2 separate regions of the Homo sapiens genome follow, and region 2 is linked to region 1. A link is a loop called in an ENCODE intact Hi-C map of the cell type or tissue named here. Cell type or tissue: PC-9. All regions are shown on one strand. Each heading gives the region's core, and the rest is flanking DNA. Links, peaks and the distances in the headings are about the cores only. Region 1 has its middle 40 kb from the start of MIR4418. Region 2 overlaps LOC105376856 (a long non-coding RNA gene).

Region 1 (15,602 bases), core at 7,326-15,325:
GTGTGACCGGGCAGCTGGGCTGGTGGCCGAGGTCAGAGAGGGACAGAGGAGTTGAGCCTGTGCTTTGGGGCCTTGGGAAGCTGAAAAGGGTCTGGAGTTGTCCTTCTCACCCCAGCCCCTTCTAGGCGTCCTGACCTCAGATCATCTTGGGTTTGCTTCTGAACTTGTCTTTTGACTTGACCTCTAGCGTCTCTGGGTCCTCCTGTATAAAACAGGGAGAGAGGGGCCTCTCTTGCAGGTCCTGAAGGTCATTTGCCTTCTCAAAATTCCTTGTCTTTTGGCTTTGGTGACCCTGCACACACCCATTTCCCTCCTACTTCTCTGGCCACGCTGTCTTTACTCACTTCCAGCCAATATAGTTCCTGGGTTTGAGACCCAGCACCACCACTTCCTAGCCCAGTGACCCCGGCAAGTGGCTTAACCTTGCAAGTCCTTCACTTCCTCATCTCCAGAAGGAGGCCCATCCTGGTGCCTCCCTCAGAGAGTTGCTACGAGACTTCAATGAGTTGATCAAAGTAAAGTGCTTTGGTGTCCGGCAGGTGGAAGTGCTGGGCTGGCTGAGGTGCTCTCCTCGGCCGGGTTCTTGAATGCTGGTCCTCAGGGCTTTGTCACTCAGCTCTTCTCATTCTACCCACTCTGCTCGGGTAAGCTCATCCCTTTCTCCAGCTCCACTGGCTGATCCTCTGGCATCTCTGCTCCTGCTTCCTGAACCACAGCCCCATAGCCCCGACTGCAGCGCCCCAACCCGCCCAGATACTCATAGGCATCACTGACTGGGCAGATTCCAGTGAACTCAAGTTCTTGCCTGCTCCTCATCCTGAGTCCCCACCTCGGGGCCACTGCCATTTACCCAGTCTCCCTGGCTGCAAACAGTGGTCTCAACCTGGATTTCTCCCTCTGCCTCAAACGTGCCTTCTATCCATCACCAGATCCTGTGAGACGGATGGCTCCCAAGCTTCTCTTGAATCGTCCATCTCTCTCCATCTCCCTGGCCACTGTCTGGGCCCAAGTCATTGCCCTCTCTCACCTGGACAATGCAGCTGCTTCCCAGCAGATCTCTCTGCCTCCAGGTTTGTCTCCCCGCTAGGTTCTGGGCCCCATCCCCTCTCTAGCCAGGCTGCCTCTCACTCTCTGATCCAGGCAAGCAAGTGGCCTTTCCTCTTCTGCCTCTGGGCCTTTGCACATACTGTTCCAGCTGGGTGAAACACTTTTCCTCCAGGCTTGGTTTGTACCCAGACCGGCTGGTGGTCTAGAAGTTGTCCAAGGTCCTTCTGCCCTGGCCGTCTAGGACTCCCACAGGGTAGTGGCTGATCTTTCAGGTCTGGGTGTCACACGGACTTGGGTTCACTGCTTTTCAGTTGCGTGGTCTGGGCAAGTCTTTTGACCCTTCTGAGCTTCCGTTATGCCATCTGTAGCCTGAGGCTGGTAATAGCTATGCTTGTACAGAAAATCATGTGACTTAAAGCCATGACATGTTTAACACAGAGTGGCTTGTGCATGAATGTTCAGTAGTGGTGACAATGATGATGACTCTTTGGACCCCAACCCCTTTGGTGGAGGAGGGGAGCATCTCTCTCATCCTGGGCCCAGACGGTCTCTTCTTTGTTTCTCCCCAGAGCCACGGGAGGCAGGTAGCGTTCTCTGAAGGGTACAGAAGGGTAAACGGAGATTGCAGCAGGAGGAATTGTCTTAACATGACACAGCTGGAGGCCTGGTCACCTGCTACGTCCTCTCCTGCTCTCTCAGTCTGGGGCTCAGTGCTCCTGCTATAGAAGAGAGTCTTTTTTTTTTTTTTTTTTTTTTTTTTTAAAGAGACGGGTTTTTGTTTTGTTTTGTTTTTTGAGACAGAGTCTTGCTCTGTCCCCCAGGCTGGAATGCAGTGGTGCGATCTTGGCTCGATGCAACCTCTGCCTCCTGGGTTCAAGCAATTCTCCTGCCTCAGCCTCCCGAGTAGCCGGGATTACAGGTGTGCACCACCACGCCTGGCTAATTTTTGTATTTTTAGTAGAGACGGGATTTCACAATGTTGGCCAGGCTGGTCTCGAACTCCTGACCTCAGGTGATCCACCTGCCTCAGCCTCCCAAAGTGCTGGGATTATAGGTGTGAACCACTGCGCCCGGCCAAGAGACAGGTTCTTGCTCTATTGCCCAGGCTGGAGTGCAGTGGCGAAATCACAGTTCACTGCAATCTTGACCTCTTGGGCTCAAATGATCTTCCTGTCTCAGCCTCCTGAATAGTTGGGGCTACAGGTGTGGCTAATTTTTTAATTTTTTTGTAGAGACAGGGGTCTCACTATGTTGTCCAAGCTGGTCTCAAACTCCTGTGCTCAAGTGATTCTCCTGTCTCAGTCCCTGAGAGTCAGCCTTTTTAACAACATTGACAATTTAAAGTGCTTGCTTAGGCCATGTACTTTACATTAACAAGAGCTCTGCTAACCCTTAGTTTTTGTGTTCCATTTACATGCATTTAATCCACGCAGCAAAATCCTAGGAAGACAGTATTATAGACCCTATTTTGCAGTGAGTAGACTGAGACCTAGAGAGGCTGAGCCACTTGTTCAAGGGCATACAACTACCTGGTGGGGGAACAGGACTGGAAACCGCAGTTCTCTTCTCAAGATCCTGGCAGCCTTTCCCCCTCGGACAGTTGTCTCCATCCTCCCCGTCCTAGTCCGCCTGGCCCAGAGTGTCCCTGCCTCTCTGGAGCACTGAGTCTTACTTCAGTTTGGTTTGACAGTGCTCAGTGCTGAGAGAGGATCATGACAATTCTCACGTTCATATGAGTTTAAGTGTTTTTCTTTGGCAGTTGTTTTATTTTTTGGAGAATTTCACAAAAAGCCCTTGAGACAGAAAGGGATCCATTCTCTGGAGTGTTGCAAAACCGATGCTCTTCAAGCCACCTCCGTCTGCCTCTTCTGTCCCTTTTTTCTGAATCTGTGTTCTAATCTTATGTGCTACTCCCACACAATTTTGGAGCTACCTTGGGGTGCACACATGCACACACGTACTCACTTTAGTACAAGAAAAATCAGCACACATAGGGTTGGGCTGTGTCTTGCTCAGTGGTGTGCTGGCAAATATTTCACAAAAGGCCCTCTCGAGAAAGCAAGCCCTGATTTGGCATTTGCCAATTCCCGTGGTGTAAATACTCCCACTGTGGTCAATGTCGAGCCCGCAGCGTGAAGTTGCTGAATGCGGAATTGGGAAGAGATGTGCAGCCAGCTCCTTTGTGCAGGTTCAACTGGGTTCCAGCACCCTGCATGGGCTCCAGCACCTTGCACCTGTCCCAGCCCTGTCTCTCCACTGCAGTGGCCAGCCTGCAGCGCTCACCTATGTCTGTCAAAATGCATTGTGTGCACATGTGAGGGACACCACATCCCTGTCACTTACCCCAGACCTGATCACTGCCTTCCCCACATCTGTGCACACTCACAGGGTCAGGCATGCCCTCAATGGCTCCCAAGCACTGGTGTGCTGCAGCAAACACATTTGTGTACCATCTTGCTCACAGCAACATGTGTACACGAAATCACACATGCACCTAAGTGTGGCACACCCAGCTCTACCCATGGCCGTAGTCTCAGTTCCTCCTGCACACATATTCTCACACAGTTGTACACTTTCAATCATAAACACAGACACACCTGCCAGGGCACACCCATGGGCACGCATAGGTGTCTCACAGTCACTGGCATGTGTGTCCTAGCGCATGCGCCACACACACACACACACACACACACACACACACACACACACACACATCGATGCACATTCTTCAGGTAAGCAGATGCCTGGATATGAACAAGCAAGGGCTGAAACCCAGCCTTTCTCACCTTCATGCATGCCCCACGGCACACCTATGGCTCACTCACCACCCTGCCCACCCCCCTGTCCCCCCACATCCCCTGCAGGCATCTCCCCCACCCCGTCATAACCAGGGAAGCTGGCCGGGCTGGGTTGTGCGTGTGGTGTTTGGGAGTTAGAGAGGAATTCCAGGCGGGCCCCTTCTGCTCTCCTGGCCAACGTTAAGTGCCTTCAGACTGAAAAGAACCGTCCAGAGAGGCTTTTCCGGCTAGAGATTAATGTCACTGAAAAATGTGGGTCCCGAGCGATTAATGCGGCCTTCTTTGCCACACATTATGTGAGTGCACTAAAGCGAGAGGGGCTCATTTTTGGCGTGTTTTTAGCCTGTTTGGCACAGAGTGAAAGAAGAAAAGAAGAAGAGCCCAGGGCCCAGGAACCTGAGGGTGGGGATCTCATGGTCAGAAAGAGCCCCAGAAGCCAGGTAGCGTGAGGCTAGGGGGGTCCCTGCCAAGTCACCGCAAGACTTGGAGGGGAGGTCATGGTAGAACCCACCCACAGTCTCGGCGTTCCAGGTGTCCCAGCTTGGAGGCGTGCTAAGGCCTCTGTGTCGCATTGGCCAAGGGAACCAATCCCTCACAAGCAGTCTCCCAGTATAGTCAGAAGATCCTGGATTCAAAGCCCAGCTTAGCCAGTGACTCCACCTCTCGGGGCCTCATCTTCTCCATTTGCAAAATGGCAATGATGTAGGATCTATCTTAATGGCTTGTGGCGGGGATTGAATGAGATCGTCCAAAGGAGCCTCGTAGCACAGGGTCAGACGCAGAGTAAGCGGTCGATAGTATAGCAGCCAGCCAGAGTGATGGTGGCAGTGGTGTGTGTGGGTGCATGAATGAGCACACACGTGTGTGTGTGTGTGTGTGATAGATTGATGTTTCAAAGCAGGTGAACCTGGGCTTGAGCCTTCTTATGTGACCTTGAGCAAATATGGTATCTCTTCCTGAGCCTCAGTTTCTTCTCCTGGAAGATGGAGTTAAATCCCAGGTTATTGTGAGGATTAAAGGTGATCACACAGATCAAGAGCCTGGCACAGTGCCTGCCACTGACTGAGGCCCTAAAACATGACAGCAGTGGTGAGTGGGCCAGAATAATTCTATCTTCAGCGATGCCTTCCTTCCACAGCCTGGCAGATGTGCTTGGAGTCGAACTGGTTGAATTCACGTGATACCATCGCACAGTCAGTCCCTGGGAGTTGGGTGAAGAGGGTGGGTGACTCAGGAGGAACAAACAGGACAGGACGTGAAGCCATGCACAGAAGCCTCCTTGCCAAAGCACTGGCAGGGTGGGGGAAGAGGAATCCATTCTGGTGCCCCGGAAGCCTCTGAGGATGGGGCAGAGGAGACAAGCTGGGGTTGGGGGGCTGTGAGGCCTGTCATCTGTGACACAGTCCATATGCCAGGCACCCAGGCAGGGGCTCAGTATATTTTCCCCATTGGTTTCAGTTGGAAACCCTGGAGGGTCGATCTTATCCGCTGGGGAAATCAAGGCACGGAGTAGATAAGCGACCTGGCTTAGATTACACAGCCAGGAAAAGTCCAGGAACGGGTTCCCTTGTCGTGGATGTCTCCTTGGCCAGGCAGGAACGGCCAGCATTTCTAGGGGAACCAGGAACGTGCTGAAGAATGTGTTCCTTGCAAGTTTAAAAACACAAAACGAGTTACATTATTTCTTGGCTTAAAACGTGTCTGCAACCTCCCCTGCCCTCAGGCTAGAGCCCAAGCACCTGGCCTGTCAGCTGTGGGGTCTGGGCCCTGCCACCTTTCCAGCCTCGGGTGGCACTACAGTGACTCTTGCTGTCTCTTCTCTAATGCCAGGTTCCTGGTCCCCTTCCTGGGCTTCAGCCCTCAGAGACCAGCTCCAGGGATCCTCCCCTCCCCACCTCTCTACCTTGGCAAGACCAGGTGCCCAGGTCTCAGCTCTCAATGCACTGGTCCTCGGCCCTTGCAGCAATTCTCACCATATTTGCCTTCTCTGTTGATAGGTCGGCTCTGCAAGGTAGGAGGTGTGTTCTTGCCTTTGCTATGTGTTGGTGGCATCTACACAGTGCCTGGCAAAAAGCAGGTGCTTGAGAGGAAGGACCGAGTGGTGGACAGCCAGGCTGGCATCTGGGCACAAGCAGGGTCCACGGGGAGTTTGGGTCCCACGTGGTTGAGGTCTCAGCTCCACAGCAGGTGCATTGACTGGAAGCAGGATAGTGGGTGGGGCCATTAAGGGAGGCAGGAAAGACAGGGGAGTTTCTGCAAGAAGATTTGCCTGACTTATTTTGAATCTTCTAAAAGCCTTTGTCTTGAGTTCACACTAAAGATTATAAAATAAGTGCCGTCAGGGAATGGAATTCAGGGACAAATGACTTCTCTGGGGAATTCTAGCCCCCAAAGTGCCCTAAGTGGGCACTCTTGTTATCTCAATTTTTCAGAGGAGGAACTTGGGGCTCAGAGAGGGTCTTGGCCAAGCTGAGACCAGAACCTGAGCATGCCTTTCCCATGGAGCCATCGTCCCCTCAGGGTTGGTTGAACTGGAGGAGGAAATGTCAGCCTCACTCCCCAGGACCAGGGACCTTGAACTTGATGCAAAAAAGATTTGTTTGTTGTGATGGTTTTAAGATATGTTTATACATTCTTTAATAGTCTCTTCAGGAGGTGGTTTAATCCTCCTCCCCTTGAGTATGGGCCTAGTGACTCACTTCCAATGAATAGAATATGGCAGATGTGTGTGACTTCCAAGACTAGGTCACAGAAGGCATTGTGGCTTCCTCCTTCTTCTCTTTTGCTTCACTTACTCTGGGGGAAGCCAGCTGCCATGTCATGAGGATACTCAAGCAGTCCTATGGAGAGGCCCACCTGGCAAGGAACTGAGGCCTCCTGCCGATAGCCATGGCAGGGAGCTGTATTGGAAGCAGATCTCTCCCCTCTCCCCGGCCCCAGTCAAGCCTTCAGATGACTGCAGTCCTGCTTGACAGCTAGACTGCAATCTCAGGAGAGACCTGGGTCAAAACCACTCCGTAAGTTGCTTCTGAATTCCTGACCCTGGAAATGATGAAATAATAAACATTTCTTGTTGTTTGTGGGATAATTTGTTATGCGGCAGCAAATAATGAATGCATTCATTTTTGTGGAAATGGCTCAAATCCCATCAACAGTAGATTATGATATAGTCCCAGGATAGAATAGTATACAGCAATGAGAAGGAACAAACCATCACTACAGACAACAGTGTGGATGAAGCTCACAAACATCTTGACCAAAAGAAGCTGCACCAGACAACACATACTGTGTGACTCCGTTCATATAAAATACAAAGACTGGCCAAGCCAATCTATAATAATAGAAATCAGGATAGTGGTTTTCCTTGGGCAGGCCCGGATGGAGTGGCCAGGAGGGGCCGGAAGGGGGTTTCTGAGTGCTTCTTACATGAATGCATTCAGTTTGTGAGAACTCATTGAGTGTAGATTTATGACTTGAACACATGTTTGTATATTAGACCTTACAGAAAAATCTTCCAGTTTGGAATAGGGTGTATGCCGGGTGAAAACTGGGCTGCTCAGGAGTCACATCTGGCTGTAGGATGAACACTGCTTTCGAGGTTATAGGCCTGGAAACCTTTGAGGGAAAGACTAGCATTCAGGTCATGAGATAGAAAGAAAAAGGGTTGGGGTGGCCGTATTGGGACCTCCTAGTCCCCAGGGCCTTGGCTTGAAGTCTTACCTCCTTAGCTCTCTGAGCTGATGGACAGGAAGGGACAAAGGCTCAGCCCCCAACTGGGGTTGGGGTCAGCTGAGGGGGCTTTCCGGGGCAGCAGCGAGGGCAGGGGGAGCCCTGCCTGGCTTTGTGATTCAGGGATTTGCTGTAATCCCAGTCCTTCCCTGCAGCCTGTCTAATCCCCACCCGTGGGGCTGAGCCTTTTCAAGATCTGACTTTGGCCTGAAAGGCTCCCAGAGGGGCCCACATTCCTGCCCACGGCATCCCCGCTCCTAGGAGGAAACTCATCAGGGTCTCTCCCCACCCCGGCATGGGGCTTCTCATCCTTGGGAAAAAGAGACAGTGCTCATAAATCCAGGGAAAGTTAAGATGGCCGTGAGAGAATCTGGAGTGTTTGACCTGCTTCCTTGGAGGAGACGGTGGTCTTTGATGCCTGGGTCCTGGGCCTTGTGCCATCAAGGAAATGGGTGAAGGAGATGCTGGCAAGAATGAAGACCTGTTGGGGGCAGCGGTTAACCACCTCCAAGGCCTGATGTGAGCTTCCTCTTTAACCTCATTGTTCACTTGACAAGCTCCAGCCACCTGTCTTTCGGATCCTAAGGCTCCCCAAGCTGCTTCCTGCCTCAGGACCTTCGTACAGACTTCCCCTTGGCTTGGAGATTCTCTCCCCTGATCCTTGCATGCTGCTCTTGCTTGTAACTGAGATCTCTACTTTGGGAGGCCAAGGTGGGCGGATCGCCTGAGGTCAGGAGTTTGAGACGAGCCTGGCCAACGTCGTGAAACCCTGTCTTCACTAAACAACAACAACAACAACAACAAAAAACAAAAAAACCCAAAAACCAAAAAGAAAAAAACCAACAACAAAACCTAGCTGGGTGTGGTGGTGTGTGCCTGTAATCCCAGCTACTTGGGAGGCTGAGGCAGGAGAATTGCTTGAGCCCAGGAGGCAGAGGTTGCAGTGAGTTGAGATTGCGCCACTGCAGTCCAGCCTGGGTGACAGAGCAAGACTCCGTCTCAATAATAAAAAACAACAACAACAACAAAATAACTGAGATCTCAGCTGCAATGTTACTTCCCCCAAGGCCCCATGGTCCCACTCTGTCATGTCACCCCGTGTCTCAGTTTTATTTCTTGCCTTTCCTTGTCTCCTCCGACTGGAAAGTGAGACCTTGAAGAGCAGGGGCCCCGTCCGCTGGGCTCCTGGCCATAACCCCCTCTAAGAATAATACCCAGTGATTCATGGTTCTCAGTGCATGTGCAGAGTAAGTGAATGAATGAATGGGAAAGGACAGAGTTACTTGAAGAAGAAGGAGAAAAACTTGAAAAGGGATGATCCTGCTCAACTTGTGAATCACAGATATGCTTCCCCTTGACACCAAAAGCTGCCCTGTGAAACCTGTATTATTATCCCATTTTTACAGATGAAAAACTAAGGGGGAAAAGGTTCAATAACCCACCAAGCCCACACAGGCGGTAGACTTGCAGGAAAATAATATTAGGGGCCTTGATTTTCACTCTCATTCTTACACTGAAATTCCCAGCACCCGAAATTTTACTTTTAGATATGCATTCCTTTTGCTTGGACATTGCCCTCTCAAGAACTTTCTTTCTTTCTTTCTTTCTTTTTCTCTTTCTTTTCCTTCCTTTCTTCCTTTCTTTCTTTCTTTCTTTCTTTCTTTCTTTCTTTCTTTCTTTCTTTCTTTCTTTCTTTCTCTTTCTTTCTCTCTCTCTCTCTCTCTTTCTTTCTTTCTTTTTCTTTCTTTCTTTTTATACAGAGTCTCGCTCTGTCGCCCAGGCTGGAGTGCAGTGGCACAATATCCACTCACCGCAACCTCTGCCTCTGGGGTTCAAGCAATTCTGCCTCAGCCTCCCAAGTAGCTGGGATTACAGACACCCGCCACCACACTTGGCCAATGTTTGTATTTGTAGTAGAGGTGGGGTTTCACCATGTTGGCCAGGCTGGTCTTGAACTCCTGACCTCAGGTGATCTGCCCACCTCGGCCTCCCAAAGTGTTGGGATTACAGATGTGTGCCACCACGCCTGGCCAAGAACTTCTTTCTTTCTTCTTACCTTTCCTCTTAGTTAGTAGTGAGAGAATTTTACATGAATGATTATTGTAGATGCATAACATGGTAGTTACAGAAGGAGTGTTGGAGGCTGTGTTCTAACTTGTCCATTTTATAAGTGGAGATACTGAGGCCCAGAAAGCAGAAATAATGTCCTCAAAGTCACCACATAGTAGGTGCTCACTAAGTGCTTATTAATTGAATCAACATAAACACGCACATTACAGAGGAGGCACGACCTGTTTGGAAGTCTCAGTAGCACGGCTTTGACTCCCAGCGCATTCAGCACTTCAGTGTCCGAAAGCACATTCGTGTACGTGATTGCAGGTAAGCACTTTATGATTCCCATTTTACACATGGGGCAAGTGAAGCCCAGAGAGGTAAAGCATCTTGTCCAAGGTCACACAGCAAGTTAAGAGGTAGTGTTGGGATTTGAACTTAGCTCTTGCATAACCTCTGCGGCTTTTTCTGGAACTCTGGCAGAGAGTTCAGCCAGTTATCTCTTGCCCCTTTCCAGGGGTCCCTGGGCTGGTCCATGGGGACATGGACCCAGGGGCCAGGGCTGGCCCTGGGCTTGCTCAGCCAGGATGTGTGTGAGTGTGAGTGTGAGTGCGTGCACATGTGTGAAGTCAGTGGCCTCACCCCTGCTGTTCCTGAGCAAGTTTCTGGCAGCTGCAGCTTATGATTGGTGTGGGGCACAGGCTGCCCAGGAGTGGCTGGGATCCATGTCTGCCCTGCTGCTACCTGCCTCCCCTCCTGGTCGTGGGCAGGCAGGCGAATCTTGTGCTGGGACTTGCCGGAGCCTCCGCATCAGGCGAGGCTGCAGGTACATTCCTCCTCCCTGGAGTCCCGGTGCTGCAGCTGGGGGGCCAGGCACTGACTAATTCTATACAAATTGGCTGATATTCTGAAGAATGCCATTCTGTAAGAAAGCAAATATTTAAATACTCAAGGCTGGGTCCTCTCCACCCCCGCACCCAAGTCCTGTCACCTGCCAAACGCTGGCAGAGCCTCTTGGAGGCATTTTGGGGCTGCACACCTGGCGGCCCCATGGGAGCTTTGTGACCCCCCCCTAGACTGAGCAGGGGTGGCTGGCAGATGGGACACCTGAAGCGGGACCCAGAGGGGGCTGTGCTGAAGCCCACACCAGGCAGCTTTTATCCCAGAGGGGAAGGTGGGGGCTTGATGGGGAATTAGAAACTCTGGTCTGGGCACTTTCCTGTGTATGCTCTTTGGGCCTCAGTTTCTCCATATGTAATATGGCATGTATGAATGGCCAAATAAGTGGTTTTCTAATCTGGTTGGACCCCATCCCAGACAAAATCTGAGAAGGCAGGGCCCAGGACCCTGCATTTTTACCAAGCCCCACGGGGAGCATGATGCAGTTGGTCCAGCCCCCCTGCCTATTCATGCCACACTGGCCAGAGAGGATCGCTGTGAATGGGCTTCAGAAAGGCCTCCCACAGCTTTAGCTGGGGGGAGGGCACAGCCGCCTGTAGAAGGAACAGCATGGCAAGGCCAGGGAAACTGTGAGGCCCTCTGGGAAAGTGGTGGGAGCATAGGTTGTGGGGTGGGGACAAAGGTGGTGTAGCTCAAGGCCTGGGACAGCAATGGCTAAGCAAAAGGAATGCATGTCTAAGAGTAAAATTTCAGGTGCTGGGAATTTCCGTGCATGACTAAGAGTGAAATTCAAGGCCAGCAAGGATTCTTTTCCTGCATGAGGCTTTCCTTATCTCAGCTTCATTCTCAGGCCACCTAATGACTCTCTTCTTTGACCTCCCAGGGCACTGACTCTCTCCCTCTCTTTCTAACTGAACTGTCAGTTACACAAGCTCACATTTTGCATGACTTTATGCATTTCCTTCTTGACAATGATGACAATAGCACTGCCTTCCCTTTGTTACACACTGTGTGTCAGGCCGTGTACTGACCACTTCTCTTGCATTCTCTCTCCTTCTCTTCACAAGAGCCCCATGAAGTGGTTTCTGGTGCTCTCCCCACTTGACAGAAAAGTAAACTGAGGCATAGAGTGAAGTGTCGCTTGACCAGGGGCACCCAGCGAAGATATGAAGAGCTAGGATTTGGCTTTGGGTCTTCCAACCCAGTGGCCTGGACTCGCACCCACCCTCTCCACTGTCGTTGGTGAGTTCCTCCAGGGCAGGGACTGGGGCTGATCTTCTCTGTGCCCTCAGTGCCAGTGTGAGGCGGGGCACATGGTGGACCCTGCCTGGTGCCAACCACATGGATGTGCTGTGAACATTAAATAATTGTCCCCATTTTACAGGTGAGGAAACTGAGGCACAGGAAATGGAATGACTCGTCCAAGGTCCTAGAACAGGCAAAAGGCAGAGGTAGTTGTCTTAAGCTGGGTCCCCCAAAAGCCAACCCCAAGTCAAGGATTTGAGTGCAAACAGTTTACCTGGGAGCTGATTTCCTAATGTCCAGATTGATGAGTCAGGAAATGAGACAGGAAGGGAAAGAGGCCAACAAGAGGAGGGTGTGTCGGTCAGCAGGTGAGCACTCTGGCCAGCTGGGCACAGACCCCTGGGGAAGTCTGGGAGAAGGGACAGAACAAGCCTCAGCATTGCCCCTCCAAAGGGGAGGAAATTGGGTTATTTTTCCTCCACTCTCATCTGTGTTTGGCTGAAGGCTGTTTCAGGCACTTCTGGGCCAGTATGTTCTGCGGCTGTAGAGGCAGAGTCACTGTTTGTTATTTGCAGTGAGAAATGGGATAGTGGGTATAGATGGGCAGTGACAGCTGCTGCCACAGAAATGTTCAAAACGTGGATTTTCAGAACTAAAATCTGTCCATCTATCATTCACACATCCATCCATTCATCCATTCACCCATCCACCCACCTACCCATCCACCCACCCGTCTGTCCACCCACCCATCCATCTACCCATCCACCTACTCACCCCCCCACCCATCCATAGTTTACTTATCTATCCATCTGTGCATCCACCCATCATCCATCCACCCACTCATCTGCCCACCCATCTGTTCATCCGTCCATCCATCCATCCATCCATCCATCCATTCACCCATCCACCCACCTACCCATCCACCCACCTGTCTGTCCACCCACCCATCCATCTACCCATCCACCTACTCACCCACCCACCCATCCATAGTTTATCTATCCATCTGTCCATCCACCCATCATCCATCCACCCACTCATCTGCCCACCCATCTGTTCATCCATCCATCCATCCATCCATCCATCCATCCATCCATCCATTCACCCATCCACCCACCTACCCATCCACCAACCCGTCTGTCCACCCACCCATCCATCTACCCATCCACCCACTCACACACCCACCCATCCATCGTTCACTTATCTATCCATCTGTGCATCCACCCATCATCCACCCACTCATCTGCCCACCCATCTGTTCATCCATTCATCCACCCATCCACCCATCCATCCATCCATCCATTCATCCATCCATCATCCATTCATCCATCCATCTGCCCACTCATATATCCATCCACCCATTCATTCACCCACCCATCCATGTATCCATCCATCCAACCATTCATCCATCCATCTATCCATCCATCCATCATCCACCCATCATCTCCCAGATCCTGGGTCTCAGGCACAGTTCGAGGCCCTGGAGGTCCAGAGATGATTCCCCAGACTTAATTCCAGTCGCCCCCATTCCCTGAAGGGGCTGCATATCTCTGGCGGTTGCTGTGAGGTGACCAGACAACATGGGAATGGGTGGGCTGGCTCTTGTGGCTAGTAGCCCCTGATTCCCAACCCTGGGATGTCTGGGTTCATGGTCCCCCAGCTCCTCAGAGGCTTCCAGAGATAGCTGGTACTGCTGTCATTCCAGGAAGCCCCTCAGAGGAAACACAGTCCCCATTCATGGGCTGGCTGCTTGGAACCGCAGACCCTGTGCTGTCACAGGGATTCACGCAGGCTTTACCTGCCCTCCTGTCCCAGTGCCAGGGCCGGTCTGAGGACATCCAGTGAGTCTTTGCTGAGCAGCTTTGGAAGTTGGGGCAGTGCCATGGATGCTACCAGAACCAAGTTCCCTACTATTCTTCTTGGCACCCAGAAAGACCACCTGCTTGGACAAAGGTTGTCCTGGGCTCACATCCTGTGGAGGAAGGGGACACAGAAAGCCATTATTGAGCACCTAGTGGGTGCCACATACTCAGCATGATGGGTGTCCCTGGACCCTCATGTCAAGTCAACACTAGAGGGAGGCATTCTCACCTCCACTGTACACTCAAGAAAACTGAGGCTCAGAGAGGGAAAGTGCCTTGCTGGAGGCCACACAGCCTGTGAATATCAATGCGGGAATGGTCCCAGGTCCCCTTGACTTGAGTCTCAGCGTCTTTTTCTGACCATGCACCTGGAACCGCTGTTCTAGCCCTGGAGCACTTCCTTCCTCCTTCACCACCATCTTCATCATCACTCAGACTCAGAGAGACTAAATGGCTCTTTCCTTCCCCAGGGACCAGGTTCTAGAGCCCATGACACATGTACACATGGTGGAGGATGCAGGGGCCATGTGGTCACAAACTGTTCTCAGCCAAAGGTCACAAACAGTTCTCTAGTACTCGGAATACAGGTTTGGGGTAGGACAGACAGGTCAGATAGGAGTCACGGTCTTGGCTTTGTTCCTTCCTTACTATGTGACCCTGGGTGAGTTACATCACCTTTCTGGGCTGCTCGATTTTCTCATCAGTAGATGGGGAGAAATATACACCTGTCCTACAAGGAGGATGGAAGGGGGAAATGGGATAAAATGTGCAAAGTGCCTTGTGTTTGTGTCCTGCATTTGTGAGGTCCCCCAAGGCCCCAGGGGTGTGAGGACTCCTGGGGCTCCAGCCTTTGGAAGGGCATGCGGAGAGAAGAGATTGGCCTGGCAGGGCCTCCCCAGGCTGGGCTCAAGTGTGTGCATTTGAGCACGCAGGGCTGGGGCCTGATGACCAGGGGGCAGCCCTGTCACTCCCTGCCCATTCTCACTCCCTGCAGCCCTCTCCTCCCCCTCCATGGGCTGTCTTTACTCAGCCAGCTTCCCCCTGTCCCCCAAGGGCTGGGGGGACGGGTACTCTTGGGTCATCTCTGTATTTTGTAAGGATGATTTAGAAGCAGCCATTTGGTGGTAGGGAGTCCTCAGGCCTGAGTCCCACCAGGGAGGAAGCGCCTTCACCCACCTCTGGCTCCTGTTCCGAAGGCAGCCCCTCGAGCTCCCACCCCGTCTGAGTTCTTCCCATCACCCAGTAGCAAAGTGGGGAAACTGAGCTTGAGACGGGGTGCCTGAGCTCCATAGCCCCTCAGGGCCAAGGCTGGGTGTGGGGGCAAAACGGGCTGTGTCTGCATTGGCCAATGGAGGCCTGGATCCTGGGTGGAGGTGGGGGACCAAGCTGGTCTCAAATCTGGGGGATCACTGGGGTGGCGGCACATCTGGGAGGCATCTCTGTTCATTCAGCAGCCACTGAGCTCTGTGGTCTGCCGCTCCCTGTGCTCCTGGCTGAAGACTCAGAGACGGGGCACACCCTTGAGGAGCCTGCTGTCTTGAGGGGCCCGGAGCTCAGCTCAGGGCCAGGCTCCCAGCTACTCACTGCTGTACTGTGACCCTGGGAACACCCTGAACCTCTGTGCCTGGGTTTTCTTTCCTATCCAGGGCAGCTCTGGGCTAGCCCCTTCCTAGGGGCCTTGAGAAGCTGAAGGCTGGGACCATGGGAAGCGCACAGCACGGTGCTAGCCTAGGGAAGCTCCCGGTAGAGGCTGGCTGCTCTTATTATCATGATTCCAATTGTCACTTGCTATGGGCCAGACACCTTGGATACTGCCCGCGGGGTATGATACACCATGACTCTGAGAGGTGGAGTTACAGGAGGGGAAACTGAGGCTCAGGCTGGAGGTGCCATGCCAAGGGGTCACACATCCAGGAAATGATTGGGCAGGGTGTGAACCCAGTTCTGGCTGCCACACCCCAATGGCTTCCCT
Region 2 (15,602 bases), core at 7,603-15,602, 180 kb after region 1:
TGATGCCTGCGGTGGCTGCACTGAATGGAAGTAATAACGCCCTCCTTTAGAGATCCCCGCGAGTGCTAAGGAACTCGAGAGGAAGCCTCTTATCAACTGAGCACACTGAGTGATGTAAGTTAATGACCATCATCTGAAATGAACTCCTCCTGCCCACTGCCTTCCCACTCCTCCGAGCCCCCACCCACCGGCCCCTCTCGGCTACCCCTGCCCCGCCTAACTTGTCCCATCTCTTATTTTCCAGGGTCTCTTCCGGCTTGTCATTACAGTTCCTCCCGGTCTGCTTAGCCTTCTTTCCTCTGGTCTTACCATGCTGTCTCCCACCCTTTGTGGAGGAGAATGCAGGGAAAGAATAACAGAAATTATAGTGAGAGATGGTGATGATGATGATGATGATGGTGATGGTGATGAAGAGTGTGAATACCCCTTACTGAGCATTTCTGCAGGCTGACCTAGTTCAACTTCTCATCTATTCTTGCCTGCATCCTCGGAGGTAGATGTTCAAAGTGGTAGTGGCTGCCCCTGACATCATCAGAATAATAATCATGCCCACTATTTATTAAGCATTTACTGTGTGCCCAGTTTGGGATAAGTACCTGCTGCTCACTCTCTCCTTTCAGCCTAACATAAATGGTAGAGAACAAAATATTCTTTTTTTTTTTTTGAGACAGGGTCTCCTTCTGTTGCCCAGGCTGGAGTGCAGTGGCACGATCATGGCTCACTGTAGCCTTGACCTCCCGGGTTCAGGTGATCCTCCTGCTTCAGCCCCTCAAGTATCTGGGACTATGGTGTGCGCCACCACGCCTGGATAATTTTTGTAGAGGCGGGGCTTCTCATGTTGCCCAGGCTGGTCTTGAACTCCTGGGTTCAAGCAATCCACCTGCCTCGGCCTCCCAAAGTGTTGCAATTACAGGTGTGAGCCACTGTGCCCAGCCAAATATTCTTATTACATCCATTCCATTTTGCAGGTGAGAAAAGGTTGAGTTGCTAAGTAAAAGAATAAATGGTGTTCAATTTATTGAGTTCAAAACTGGGGTGGGGGATACAGAGGTAGAGAGACTCCAGAAATGCCCTGACTATTGTGCCACCTTGAGTGCCCAGAGAAGTGCAGGTGGCAGTGGTTGTGAATGTGTGTATTGGCTGGGGCAGGGAAACAGACAGCCCCATTCCCCTGCAAGCCCTGCCCCTGGAGAGGGATCAGTGGGTCCACAGCTTGTGGCACTTGGTGTGTGTGCTGCCAGGACAGTGGTGAGTGGGGCGAGCATGTGGGGTGCTGGTGACTGTGAGTATGTCCCAGCAGGACTCGTGGCAGCCTTTACATTTTTGTGGCATGAGATGGAAATTGGAAATAATAAAGAAAGGAGGTGGGGGAGAGACAGAAATAAGAAAGAAAGAAAAAGCAAGGAAATCATAAAATGTTACCATCCTGCAGGCGCCAGCCTGGGCGATGAAACCACTAATGAGCCTGAGGTTCTGCAGAGCCCAGCATCTAATTCAAACCAGGCAGATGACAGCCGCGCGGTGCCCCTGCACAAGTGTTAGCATGCACCTTCGAGGCCATGGCACGGGGAGGGAGTCCCAGAGCCCCGAGAAGTGGAACTCAGCTGCCATCTGCCCAGCCCCAGCAGCCCAGCCCCAGCACCCTGGCTTGGGAGCGGTCCTGCTGCCTCGGGCCCAGAGCACTGCAGAAGGCCAGTTTGCCCATGCCTCCAACACATCCACATTTCAATCAGGACCACATCTGCAGTGTTTCGTGGTTGGGGGTGTAGCCCTTGCTAAGCTTTTAGAGGGATTTTCCCCATATTTTGCCCACTTTTTTTTTAAAGACAGATTGTCCCTCTGTCATCCAGGCTGCAGTGCTGTGGCATGATCACAGCTCACTGCAGCCTCAAACTCCTGGGCTCAAACGATCCTCTTGCCTCAGCTTCAAGAGTAGCTGGGACCACAAGCATGCACTATCAATCACACCCAGCTAATTAAAAACAAATTTTTTTTTTTTTTTTTTAGAGATGGGTCTCACTATGTTGTCCAGGCTGGTCTTGAACCTCTGAACTCCAGAGATCCTCCATTTCAGCCTCCCAAAGTGCTGGGATTACAGGTATGAGCCACCGTGCCTGGCTTTTTGCCCAGCTTTGAGCATTTTGAGGATTTTTTATTCTAGCTCATTTTTTCTAAAAGCACTTGTTCATTTGAATAATCAACTATAATCATATTTTGATCACTATACCATGAGTTCACTCCTTTCCACAAAGTCTGACTTCCCCTTAGAAGGAGGACAGCGTAGGAATGCTGGAGTGAGGTGATTTGGGTTTGAATCTCAGCTTCACCAGTACTAGCTGTGTGGTCTTGGGCAAATAATTAAGTTCTGTGTGCCTCAGTTTCCTGTCTTTAAATGGAGTTAATGATAGTTTCTACCTCCTAAGGTGTTGTCAGAATCAAATGAGATGATATCCAACAAATACTTGGCACTGGGCAAGCACCCAGTGAATTTAGCAGTTTTGTCTACTTTGAAGCATTTTATGTATTTGTTTACACAAGTGCTCACTGAGCATTTCCTGGAGTTAGGAGCTGCACTGGGAACCAGGGAGACAATGTTGAAAGCGACAAACAGGTCCTTGCCTTCCTGGTGCTCCCGGTCCAGTGGGGAAGGCAGCCCAGCAAAGCGGTGATTATGACACAGTGTATTGAGGGTGGGAGAGAAAGGTTGACGTGAGAGTATAACAAGGGTACCCAGTCCAGTCATAATCGATCAGAGAAGGTTTTCCGGAAGGTGACATCCCAGTTAGGCTTGAAGAACAAGTAGGTGTTAGTCACTAGGACTGGGTATCCCAAGTAGAGGGAGCAGCCTTTGCAAAGGCTCAGAGGCATAAAACACCAGGAAGCTCCTGGAGAAACGCAAACAGTGCTGGAAAGCTGAGGGTGAAGGGGATGGAGGGAGGCAGGGGCTAGGTCATGAGGAGCCTCCTATGCCTTAAATGCTAGGCTAAGGAGCCTGGGTGCTAGACTAAGGTTGGGTTGACCCTTTTTTTGAGCTTCTACTTCCTCATTCATAAAAGTGGGATATCTTGCAGAACTGTTCGGATGAAATGAAATGATGCCAGTACTATGCTTGGGACAGGTTGTGCTCCATAGCAAAACCCCACACATGCTAGCTATGATATTATTCTTCTGATCTAGCAGAATTATTATGAGACTAAATGAGAGCACATGGGCAAAGTTCTCAGCACGAAATTATAGAGCATGGTTGTTAAGGATTTGTATTCTGGAGCCAGACTGCTTGGGTTCATATCCTGGATCCACCACCCAATAGTGGGCAAGTTCCCTCGCCTGTCTGAGCCTCAGTTTCCTGGTCTATAAAATGGGGACATGAACCCTGTATGTTGTGAGGATGAAGAATGCATGTAAAGAGCCCAACAGTTCCTGGCAGATGATAAGCACTCATTCAATAAAACTGCTGGCAACTGCTAGAGCTTACTCAACCCAACCAGCGTCGATGCAACTTCCATCTTCACATCCCATTTTTAAATTGTTATAATTGACAACTGAAAATGGTATCGATATCTTGTGCACAGTGTGATGTTTTGATGCGTGTATACATTGTGGGATGATTAAATCACGCAAATTAGCATATTGAGCACTTCACACACTTAGCTTTTTTTTGTGATGAGAACATTTAAAATATACTCACTTAGCAATTTTCAAGTGTGTAATACCGTATTATTAACTATAGTCACCATGCTGTACGGTAGCTCTCCAGAACGTATTCCTCCATTTAACTGAAACTTTTTACCCTTTGATCAACATCTCCCCAATCCCCAACCCCTGGTAACCACCATTCCACTCTCTGCTTCTATGAGTTCTACTTTTTTAGATTCTGTATGTAAGGAGATCATACAATATTCATCTTTCTATGCCTGGCATATTTCACTTAGCAAAATGTCCTCTGGGTTCATCCATGTTGCCACAAATGACGTTATTCTGTTCTTTTTTAAAGCCTGGATAGGATTCCATTGTGTGTATTTAGCACATGTTCTTAATCCATTCATCTGTTTTTTTGTTTTGTTTTGTTTTGTTTTGTTTTGTTTTGTTTTTGTTTTTGTTTTTTTGAGAAGGATCTCACTGTGTCACGCGATTTCGGCTCACTGCAACCTCCGCCTCCCGGGTTCAAGCCATTCTCCTGCCTCAGTTTCCCAAGTAGCTGGGACTACAGGCGCCCACCACCACGCCCGGCTAATTTTTGTATTTTTAGTACAGATGGGGTTTCACCATATTGACCAGGCTGGTCTTGAACTGCTGACCTCAAATGATCTGCCCACCTCAGCGCCCCCAAAATGCTGAAATTACAGGCATGAGCCACCACACCCAGCCCCATTCATCTGCTGATAACACTTAGCATTCTGTATCTTAGCTATTGTGAATACTGTTGCACTTAAGATGGGGGTGCGGATATCTCTCCGGCATACTGATTTCATTTGATTTCCTTTGGATATATACTGATTTCCTTTGGATATATACCCAGAAGTGGAATTGCTGGATCATATGGTAGGTCTATTTTTAATTTTTGGACGAACCTCCATACTGTCTCCCGTAATGGCTGTACTGATTTACATCCCCATCAGCAGTGTATAAGGGTTCCTTTTTCTCCACATCCTGGCCAATATTTGTTATCTTTTGTCCGCATTCAATTTCATCTCAATTATACACAATCCTATTTGAATGAGTAATTTATCAGTTGTCACATGTTTGTTTGTTTTCAAGATGGTGGAATAAATACAATTCAAGTTAAACTGCTTTTAAAAATTGGGTGAGAATCACACAGCCTTAAAGTTATTGCAGAGTTAGTAGGTAAACAGAGAACTCTGTTAAATGCTGTGTCCTTGGCATTCAACGTAAATGGACGGTGTTATTAGCAGGGAGCACCTGTCCTACACCGTACATTTAACGCAGGGCTTTCGTATCCACCACACTTGGAGGTGGGGGCAGCACACCCACTTTGCAGTAAGAAGATGGAGACTCTCTGGCCAGGTGCAGTGGCTCATGCCTGTAATCCCAGCACTTTGGGAGGCCGAGGTGGGTGGATCCGAGGTCAGGAGTTCGAGACCAGCCTGGCCAACATGGTGAAACCCCGTCTCTACTAAAAAATTTATAAAAATTAGTTGGGCGTGGTGGCAGGCACCTGTAATCCCAGCTACTTGGGAAGCTGAGGCAGGAGAATCACTTGAACCTGGGAGGCAGAGGTTGCAGTGAGCGGAAATCAAGCCATTGCACTCAGGCCTGGGTGACAAGAGCAAAATTCCGTCTCAAAAAAAAAAAAAAAAAAAAGAGAAGAAGATGGAGATTCTCCTTAAGGCGCAATCAAATGGCAGCCAGCACTCAACCCCAAAGCCTATCCCCTGAGCAGACTGTGTTCCCTCATTGGGCCATGTTTCTGAGCCGAGTGCCAAAGCCTTGGGTAGGAGTTGGCAGGGTCTTATCCTCCCTTACCAGCCTCCCCCACCCCATGGATCTTCTCTTCATTAGGAAGTTCCTGGGCTTGGAAGAGCAACCGCCTCTCCTCCACATCCTCCACAGAGCTGCCCTTGTGGGGGTGGATTGGGTATTGATTCTCATTGTGTTTTTGCAGTGATTGCAGATGTTGGAGTGGGTGGGAAACATCACCTACTCCCCAGCTTCAGAAACCCCTGTGCGTCACCAGATCAACCAAAAACATTCCTCCCAGGCTTTGGGGTGGATGCCACAGTCCGCCATGTCATGAAGGGAGCAAAGAAAAGCCCTAGACTCGGAATCAGCTCCTTGCCTGCTCGAGAGGTCACTGCCCCACTTTGAGAGCATTTTTCCCATCCAGGAAATGGGGACATGCCTGTCTCACAGGAAAGCTGGGAGAATTCGATGAGATTATGTGTCTTATTATAAACCTCAAGGAATAATGCGTTGAAAGTCACCGAGCTGACGCTAGAGTGATGCTTAACATAACTTCGTGGGGATGAAATCACAAGAATTTCTTCAGCACCGAAAGCAACATTCCTCACATTTCCTAAACTGCCATGTATCTGATGCCCCATTTCCACAGCATTCTTTTGGTTGCAAATGATAGACGCAGAGAATTGAAAGAAAGACAGACAGAGACAGACACAGAGAAAAGAAAAAATGCTGCAGATAAAATGACCAGGTTGGGGGAGGAAGATGAGGGAACAGAGAATGGCCAACAGAAAATCAGAGGCATTGAAAAAAATAATGCATAAAAGAGCTAAAGATCCCAGGAGAGAAAAGGAGGAGTGGGAGAGACAAGAGGGGCTGAGGGTGAAGGAGAAGAGGCAGAAAACTTAGAAAGCCAGGGATGGAGGTGGGAGGGTTGCCAGCAGCAGAGGGGCAGGGGTCAGAAGCTGACCAGGACACGGCCCAGGCACTTAAGCTAAGGCCTAGACAATGTGGCTCTGAGACGTCATCCTCAGTGACGGGGGAAGAGTCAGAGAGGAGAGTGGCCATGGCACCTGGGCTGCATGACCCCTTGGGCCATATGGCTCTGGGTTGGGGTTGAGGAGAGAGCTTGTGCTTTCTAGCCCCTACCCCTGATCCAGAGAAGAGAGAAGACCATCTGTTCCATTTGTGATGCCAGCACCTCCTCTTTACCACCAAGGTCCAGGACAGAAAACCCAGCATCTGTTTAGCAGTCAGATATTGACCTTTGTCCACAGGTCAGTGATTTCTAGAAGGTCACAAGCAGGTGGAACCTCAAAGTCCAGTTGGTCCAACCCTCCCTCTCTCACTGTCCATTATGAAGATGAAGGTTCAAGGCTCAGAGGGAGGGAGACTACCTGAGTTACCAAGTGAGATCGTGGCTGTCTAGAGCACAGCCCAAGCCTCCTGCCACCGGAGGAGAGGGCTGAGAATAGAGGGGGTGGAGGGTGAGGGGAGGTCTCAGACCTGGGAGGCTGGGAGAGGGGCAGGGCTCTCCTCTCTGTACAAGGCAATGTTCATCTTCACAGATGCATCCTCGGTACTTAGAAGAAGCCTGGCATGCATGGGGTCGTTAGCAAATATTTGCTGAATTAGCCAAAGGAGGTTTTCCAGACTGAGCACAGGAAAGCCATCTGGTGACCCCTCTGCCCCTACCAGAGCATGTCACTGGCTGCCCTTGGGGCTCCGGGGAAAGCTCAGGCTGAGGTTACAGCATAGCTGGGAGCAGGATTCAGGGCCTGGGTTAGGTTTGAGTTTTAGGACTGGGCTGTAGCTGCAGTGGGTTTGAGGTTAGGCCTGGGGTTGGCAGAGGTTGAGTTTAGCTTGGGATAGAGCTGATGTCTGGTTTGGACTGTGGATGGGGCTGGCGCAGCTGTGGGATGGTGTTTAGAGCTGGGGCTGGTGCCCAGGTCCAGCTGGGATGAGGGCTAAAAGGAGGGTTTGAGGTGGGTGCTGATGTGTATCCAGCCTGGCTTGAAGCTGGTTTGGGAATGGCCCTGGGATTTGCTCTAGGGTTGGTTTGGAGGCTGTTGGAGGAATCGGGGCTGGGGTTCCATTCCTTCCATTCCCCCGGCCCCATGCCCTTCTGGACAGAAATCCTCCCCCAAGCTTGCCCACTGGGTCCTTCTCAGAGTCTTGACAGTGGCTCACAGGAGGGCAAGAAAAATGACATCCTCTGACCTGGTGCTGCAGCCTGAGACACACAGACTTGGTGGTTCTCAAGGGGTACCAGGCTGGCCCCCAGCCCCAGCTGGGATGGGGCATCTTTACAGCTCTGGCAGACTCATGAAAAGTAATGGGGCCTTGCCATTTACTGCCTTTTCACAAAGAAAATATATCAAGTGAGACATATTTTTCTTAGAGGCAACATAAATATTTATCAGTGTTGTGGCTTCCTGGGCCCCTGATTTATAGAGGACCTGGGCTATGGGGCAGGATTCCTCCCAGTGGCTGCTGAATCCCTGAGCCCAAGTGTTAACGGGTAGAGTCAGGTTTCTACCCCTCAGGACTTGGCAGGAGGTGCTGATGGAGCCAAAAGCAGAGATGGGAACTTCTACCAACTGGGAAGAAGGGAGACCCACCATCAGGTCTTGGTTCCTACCTCTGTATAAAAGTATGGGGATTTGGAGCCAGATGAACCTCAGTTTTAATCTCAGCTCTGGTACCTATAAATCAGTTACATCGTCTCCTTGAGCCTCATTTTCCACACCTCTAAAAGTGGGACAATTCTTCCCTAATAGAGCTGTTGAGAGGATTTGTCCGGCTCAAGGTCTGGCTTATAGGAAACACACAGGAAAGGTTTGCTGGCTCTTGTTTCTCAGTAGAGGTTGAGAGATCAGTCTCTGGAAGTCAGACAGACCTGGGTTTACATCTTGGCTTTGTCACTCGTAATCTGGGGGGCCCTGAGCAAGTCACTTCACCTTTCTGAGCCTCAATTTCCTCATCTGTAAAATGGGCCAAGTAAGAGTATCTCCTATCTCATAGGGATGCATTGGTCAGAGTGAATGGTTGCAAGCAACAGAAACTGACTGTCTCTGACAAGTGCAAAAGGGAATTTAATGAAAGGATATCAGGAGCTCACAGAACCTATAAGAAACTGGAAGACCAGGCCTAGAAAGTAGATAGAATGCAAGGAGTGATGGAAGAATAGGCCAAAGAATGATTCATCAATCAAGGCAGCAGACTCTAGAGCAAGCGGGAGCAGCCCAGGGTGCAGGCTGCCACAGCCACAGTGATGGCCAGGACTGCAGAGGCCCCTGAGCCTCTGCATCACTAGCTCAATGTTCAAGGCCCAATTGATGTTCTATGCTTATCTCCTGCCCATTTCTTTGGTCTCCAGGGTTGGGGTACCATGACCTCCCACCAGTCTATGTTCACTAAGGATGCCCCAGGAAAGACCAGGGTGCTCATGCAGTAGGGGTTTGGCACTCTCAACAAGGTCCATGACAGAGGTCTTTGAAAATGAAATAAGACCACACTCACTGATGCCCCTGTGCCTGGCACTGAGCGTCACTCCTCAAATGGCAGCCATTAGCTGTTGTGACAGCCTCCTCCAGTGTGAGCTGTGCCTGCAGTGGCCCCTGGACTAAAGGTGGCAGATATGGACAGAGCTGGAGATTGGCTCAGGAAGTGCCATCTGCTCATCAGGCAGCCTGACATGAGGGAAAGAGCACTGGACCAAGAGTCTGGCCCTGCTTCTTGTCCCATCTCTGCCACTAATTAGCAATGCCAGCCTGACAGCCCCTCCCTCCCCTCCGAGATTCCAGTTTCTCCACTGGGAAACAGCATCAGTGCTACCTTCCCTGACTCTGTCACCAGAAGGCTGGGAGGTGCATATTTAATAACACATAGGCCAGGTGTAATGGCCCACAACTATAATCCCAGCACTTTGGGAGGCCGAGGCAGGAGGATCACTTGAGCCAGGAGTTTGAGACCAGCCTGGGCAACATGGTGAAGCCTCAACTTCAAAAAATACAGAAAACTAGCTGGGTGCGGTGGTGTAGGCCTGTAGTCCCAGCTACTCAGGAGGCTGAGGCAGGAGGGTCACCTGAGCATAGGAGGTTGAGGCTGCAATGAGCCACGATTGCACCACAGCACTCTAGCCTTGGTGACAGAGTGATACCCTATCTCAAATAATAATAATAATAACAACACATGGAAATATTATTTTTTCAATTTTTAATGTTTTTAATAACTTTAAAATCTTTCCAAAATAATTTATATTCCATACAGTTCACCCTTTTAAAGTATACAATCCAGTGATTTCTATTCGCAACGTTGTGCAACCATCACTACTAATTCCAGAACATTTCATCATCTCCAAAAGAATCCTGTATCCTTTAGCAATCATCCCTCATTCTTTCCTCCCCTCAGCCCCCGGCCGCCACTAATCTCCTTTCTGTCTCTATGGATTTGCCTGTTTTGACAAATGGAATCATGCAATGCGTGGTCTTTTGTGTCTGGTTTTTTTCACTTAGCATAGTGTTTGCAAGGTTCGGCCATGGTGAGGCACGTGTCAGTGCCTCATTACTTTTCACAGCTGTATACTATTTTGTTGCATGGATATGCCACAGTTTGTTTACCCATTCATGTAGGATTCTTTTTAGTTGACACAGGGCCAGGGCCGGGGCTTCAGGTGTTCTCACGGAGGGAGAGGCTAGAGCAGAACCAAGAGGAAGGGCTTCATCTAAACAGGGGAGGTGTGTGCAGCCTGAACGGATCTGTCTCCGGCTCCGCTTACTCTCAAAGTGCCTGAAGGCATTTCAGAGAGTTCCTGGATTCTGAGAATCGGAAATTATTGCTACCTAGACTCTGAGCTTTCCATCACCTCTGCCTCAAACTCAAGCTGACTATGGGCATAGGGCCTTCTTGGAGGTTGGAGTCAGTGGACAGAGTTGAGCCAGGCACATAGAAGTGATTAATAAATACGTGGATGGATAAATGGATGGATTGAATAGATGGATGATTGCATGGAGGGATGCAAGGGTTCATGTGGAAAAATGGATGGATGGATGGATGGATGGATGGATGGATGGATGGATGAATGGATGGATAGATGGATGAATGGATGGATGGGTGGATGAATGGATGGATGGGTGGCTGAATGGATGGATGGGTGGATGAATGGATGGATGGGTGGCTGAATGGGTGGGTGGGTGGATGGATGGACAGAATGGATAGATGGAAGACTGGATGAATAAATTGGCACACAGAGCTGGCAATATATTCTTGCCAAGGCCCACTTTGTTTGTTTGTTCTGAGACAGTGTCTTGCTCTGTCACCTAGGCTGGAGTGCAGTGGTGCAAACACGGCTCACTGCAGCCTCTGCGTCCTGGGTTCAAGCAAGCCTCCTGCCTCAGCCTACCATGTAGCTGAGACCACAGACATTCACCACCATGCCTGGCTAATTTTTTTGTTTGTTTGTTTGTTTGTAGAGATAGGGTCTCACCATGTTGACCAGGCTGGACTCAAACTCCTGGACTCAAGTGATCCTCCCACCTCAGCCTGCCAAAGAGCTGGGATTACAGGCATTAGCCATCGCACCTGGCCTGCCAAGGCCCACTTTATGCATGGGAGAAAGATAAATTTTTTACCTAGAGGGAAATCCTAGCACAAGGCATCCTTGAGTCAAAAGACCTATCATTTAAGTACTAACTCTTAAACAGGCGTAGGAAGGATCACATCTTAAATCTTTAGAGTTTCAAATCAAATGATCTAGCTGTGTTTAGCACACTGAAGGTGCTTACGACATAGTTGGAAGTGAATGGATGAATAAATGAATGCCTTGAACAAATGAACAAACCTACTTCCCACCCAATTTGTGAATTAGGAAAGCGACATCCATTTTAGAAATGAGGAGAGTGACACCTAAAGTCACCCGGCAGATCAGGGTCAGGCTGTGGTACGGAATCCAGGCCAACTGGAAGTCCAGCATTCTTTTCCCCATACCAGGCAGTTTCCCGGTTCCTGATCTCAGCAGGGACATGTCATGTAAACCAGACGAGTCATTTCCAGGCCTTGTGTTTTGTATTCTCCTACCTAGGACAAGAAGGTCACTGAAGTGACCACATGTCTATTTGATGTTTGTTTGAGACTGGGGTGTGTGTGTGTGTGTGTGTGTGTGTGTGTGTGTGTGTGTCTTTGAATGAGAGAGAAAAAGAGAGAAAAAAAGAGACAGAGAGAGAGAGAATGCATACATTCTCACGAATGGAAAGGCAAATACATCTTGTCAGCAGCTTCCACCTTCCCGTGGTGCAGCTGTAACATGTCAGGTGTATTGGGGCACCCGAGATAAGCTGGTTTTGACATGCTGCAGATGCCTTCCTACCTCCCAGGGAGGCTGTGACCACCCCATGTGACAGAGACAATGACATTCAACATCTGGGTAGCAGCTTATGTGAGGTCATGACTCAGTGCCCAGCACATGGCAAGTACCCAGTGAGTGGTGGCTGCTTTCATTACTTAATAGCAATCTCCCTGGCCCAGACCTTCTTACCAGGCTCATACTTTCCAGCACACTGAACTGGGATCAGGAGGTCTAATTCTACTCCCAGCTCTGACATCCACTTTCTGTGGGACCCTGGATGTCTAACCTCCCCGGGCCTCCATCTCCTCATCTGTAGAACGGAGAAAATCATACCCTCCTCACAGGGCTGCTGGGAAGACAACCAGAGAGACAGGCTATGGGGGCACTTTGCATGCTATAGACAAGGGGCAGCAAACTACCAGGGACAAATCCAGCATGCCACTTTGTAAATAAAGTTTTGTTGGAATGCATCCACCCTCATCCACATACGTATTGTCTGTGGCTGCTTTCACACAACGGTAACAGAGCCAAATAGTTGCAACAGAGACTAAAGGTCTGCAGAGTCTAAAATATTTAGTATCTAGCCCTTTAAGGAAAAATTTAGCTGCTCCTGCTATTGAGCGATTATTCCCAGGTGTTAGCAGCCTTCCTCCTTCCTCTTCCCTGGGAGATGCTCACTCTCAGGCCCTCCCCAAAGGCTGGTGCAAGGCCTGGGTATCTCCTCTTTGACAAGGTTTCCTGGTGACTCTGATGAAGAAAGGCCCTTGGTCCAGACTGCAAAACACACCAGGGTAGTGGACTCAGACAGACTTGAGATCAAATCCCCGTTCTATCACTTCCCACCTGTGTGACTGCAGACAAGTTGCTTAACCTCTCTGAGCCTCAATGTACTTATCTACAAAATGTGGACAACAATGCCTATCCCTTAGAGCTCCTGGGAAGATTAAATGAGACAATGTCTATAAAGGGCTCAGTCAGGCCTGACACAGGATGGGTGCCTGGTAATTGACAGGTTTTTCTTCCTGCATCCCTAAACTAATTTAGTCCCTGGGTATGCTGCATCTTCTCAGTTCTCCCAGAACCCTCCTAGCTTCTCCCTTTCTGCCCCACTGTGGCCTCTTAGGGGGACTCTGCCCCCCATCTTTGTTGAAGGTCCTTCTTCCCCAGCAGGGAGAGGTACATTTGCTGAGAGGCAGCGCTGGGGAGCTGGTCTGATAGAGCCTGGAGTCCTCGGCCCATTTCTGACACTGAAACACCAGCTCCGTGTTTACACAAGGACTCTCATAATATTTGCTTTCTGTGGCCATTATTTGTCCAGGGGCTGACGTCAGATGAAGACAAGCAACTCCCCACTAGCGCTTTCAAAGCACAAGGTCAGCACCTCCCTGTCCCCGCTCCACTGTCCCATCCCCTGGCTCCTTGTCTCAGTTTTCTAAACTAACCACACTCCAGGCTTTGGGTGACTTAGCAAATGTGTTGGCGTGGGACCAGCAGAAAGGCAGATTCTGGTCCCAGCCTGTCGCTAACTAGCTGGGCGACCTTGGGAGGGTCTGGGTCCTCTCCCTGGGCCTCAGTTGCCTCCTCTGTGCCCTGGGAGGGTCGCTTCCAGCGCCACAATTCCATGACTGTGGAACTTCAAGAACCCCCCAGGCTGGGAGATTCCAGCACCCACTGTCACTCTCCTTCCCCACCCCTCCACCCTTCTCAAGCTGCCTAAGAGTGGGAGGAAAGTGAACAGAAATTGTGAAAACAAAGCCACACTTCGACTTAACTACAACCCTGCCGACAGCACAATCTTTCATCAAGATAGAAAATAAGAAGTGAAAAAAGCTACAAGGCTTCAACTGGGCATTTTAACATGGAGGTATGTCCTCCAGCACAGCAAATACCCTGCACCCTGACCAGGGTGGGGAGCCTGTGAATGGACATAAGTCCAGCCTCTTCCACCCATCTGCCACTCATATGAGAAGGTTGCCGGGTGCCGTGGCTCATGCCTGTAATCCTAGCAATTTAGGAGGCCAAGGCGGCCAGATCGCCTGAGAGAGGTCAGGAGTTCGAGACCAGCCTGGCCAACATGGTGAAACGCCATCTCTACTAAAAACACAAAAATTAGCCAGGTGTGGTGGTGTGCGCCTGTAGTCCCAGCTACTGGGAAGGCTGAGGCAGGAGAATCACTTGAACCTAGGAGGCAGAGGTTGCAGTGAGCCGAGATTGCACCACTGCACTCCAGCCTGGGCAACAGAGTGAGACTCCATCTCAAAAAAAAAAAAAAAAAAAAAAGAGGTAAAGAGGTCAAGCTGCAGGTAAAGCCACCTATGTCACAGGGCCAGCTCTGCTTCCCAGGGAGGGGGAAGAATCATGCGTATAAGTCCAAGGGGAGAAAAAAAAATGGCAAAACCAATCCAGGGAGTTACTGACCCCACTGAAATGTGGATCCATACCAAAGACATACGGGTCCACACCTCCAAAGGACTAAATAAAGGACACTCAGCTGAAACCTCAGCCCGAGGGACTTTAGTAGGTCACATCAAACCCTTTCCTGACTTGGCATGGGCCAGTGCGGGACAGTCCAGTAGTTTAAGCAAGTCTATGGAGCCAAACAGACCTGGGTCTGAATTCCGGTAAGGCCACCCAGTGGCTGGGTGACCCAGGGGGAGCTATGGCGCCTCTCTGAGCCTGGGTTTTCCCAGCTATGAAATGGAGATGATAATAATTCATACCTCTTGGGGCTGTTGTGAGAACGTAAGGAACAGTTCAGTGCCTATGCCAGTTTGAAGGTCATACGGGGCCCTAGCCAAATGATCTTCTCCTTGGGTTACTGGATGATTCTTCAAGGGTGATAACCATCAAGACCTACTCTGGCGGATCAGGCACGGTGGCTCATGCCTGTAATCCCAGCACTTTGGGAAGCAGAGGCGGGCAGATCATCTGGGGTCAGGAGTTTGAGACCAGCCTGGTCAACATGGTGAAACCCTCTCTCTACTAACAATATAAAAATTAGCCAGGTGAGATGGCTCATGCCTGTAATTCCAGCACTTTTTGAGGCCTAGGCAGGTGGATCATTTGAGTTTAGGAGTTTGAGACCAGCCTGGCCAACATGGTGAAACCCCATCTCTACTAAAAATACAAAAATTAGCTGGGTGTGGTGGTGTGCACCTGTAATCCCAGCTACTCGGCAAGGCTGAGGCAGGAGAATTCCTTGAACCCAGGAGGCAGAGGTTGCAGTGAGCTAAGATTGCACCATTGCACACTCCAGCCTGGGCAACAGAGCAAGACTCCATCAAAAAATAAATAAATAAATAAAACCCACTCTGGCATGGAGAACATCTGAGTTCTTTGAAGCACTCACATGTACATTCTCATTTGTAGCACTTCTCACAACAGTGCCATAAGGTGGGTCACTCTCCACAGTCTGCAGATACAAAAACTGAGGATCGAACAGACAAAGCCATTTGTCCAGAGCTCACCACAAGCCCTCGCCCTGAAGCCCAGGACTTTGACTCCTAGTCATTGCTCTGGCACCTCCTTCCACAGGCTCAGATCCTACTGACCCCATGTGGCCTCGGTGGGTCCAGCTGTGTCCAGAGGCCTCCCAGACACTGGCTCCAGGCCTCTCAATTTCTCTCCAGCCTCAAAAGGAGGTTCAGACAGCGGAGGTGAGCTCAGCCAGAAGTGTGAGGAGACAGCGCCCTCCAGTGGCCTCTGCGCAGCAGCGAGGGAAGCCGAAGGAGGGGGTGGGGCACTTCGATGTCACAAGGGCTGCAGCCCCGAGGAGAGGGACAGAGATCAGGGGCACATTCGACTCCTGTCCTCACCGGTCCAGCCCCTTGACACCTCC

The links. A loop is a pair of places that touch in the nucleus more often than their neighbours do. Peaks named below come from ENCODE experiments on the same cell type or tissue, not always from the same donor. Only the 100,000 strongest peaks of a DNase experiment are listed, where the experiment ranks them.
Region 2: it touches region 1 in a loop (23-fold over the local background); 4 of 110 quality-filtered maps call a loop at or near these places.

Annotation. Positions count from the first base shown.
Region 1 is chr1:22,218,313-22,233,914 of GRCh38, forward strand. No RefSeq gene overlaps it. Among named protein-coding and RNA genes, the nearest start is that of MIR4418, 40 kb to the right of the region's middle. RefSeq lists enhancers at 10,600-11,233, 14,073-14,621, 14,622-15,168. In PC-9, for the core only: no CTCF peak of the experiment used is centred there; DNase peaks (open chromatin) are centred at 10,539, 11,359 and 14,209; H3K27ac peaks cover 2,567 bases.
Region 2 is chr1:22,401,313-22,416,914 of GRCh38, forward strand. It overlaps LOC105376856 (a long non-coding RNA gene), which reads right to left. Exons shown (of 3, transcript XR_947058.2): 3 at 15,019-15,602. Among named protein-coding and RNA genes, the nearest start is that of ZBTB40, 43 kb to the right of the region's middle. In PC-9, for the core only: a CTCF peak has its summit at 15,455 (motif pointing left); DNase peaks (open chromatin) are centred at 11,449, 13,129 and 15,439; H3K27ac peaks cover 3,018 bases.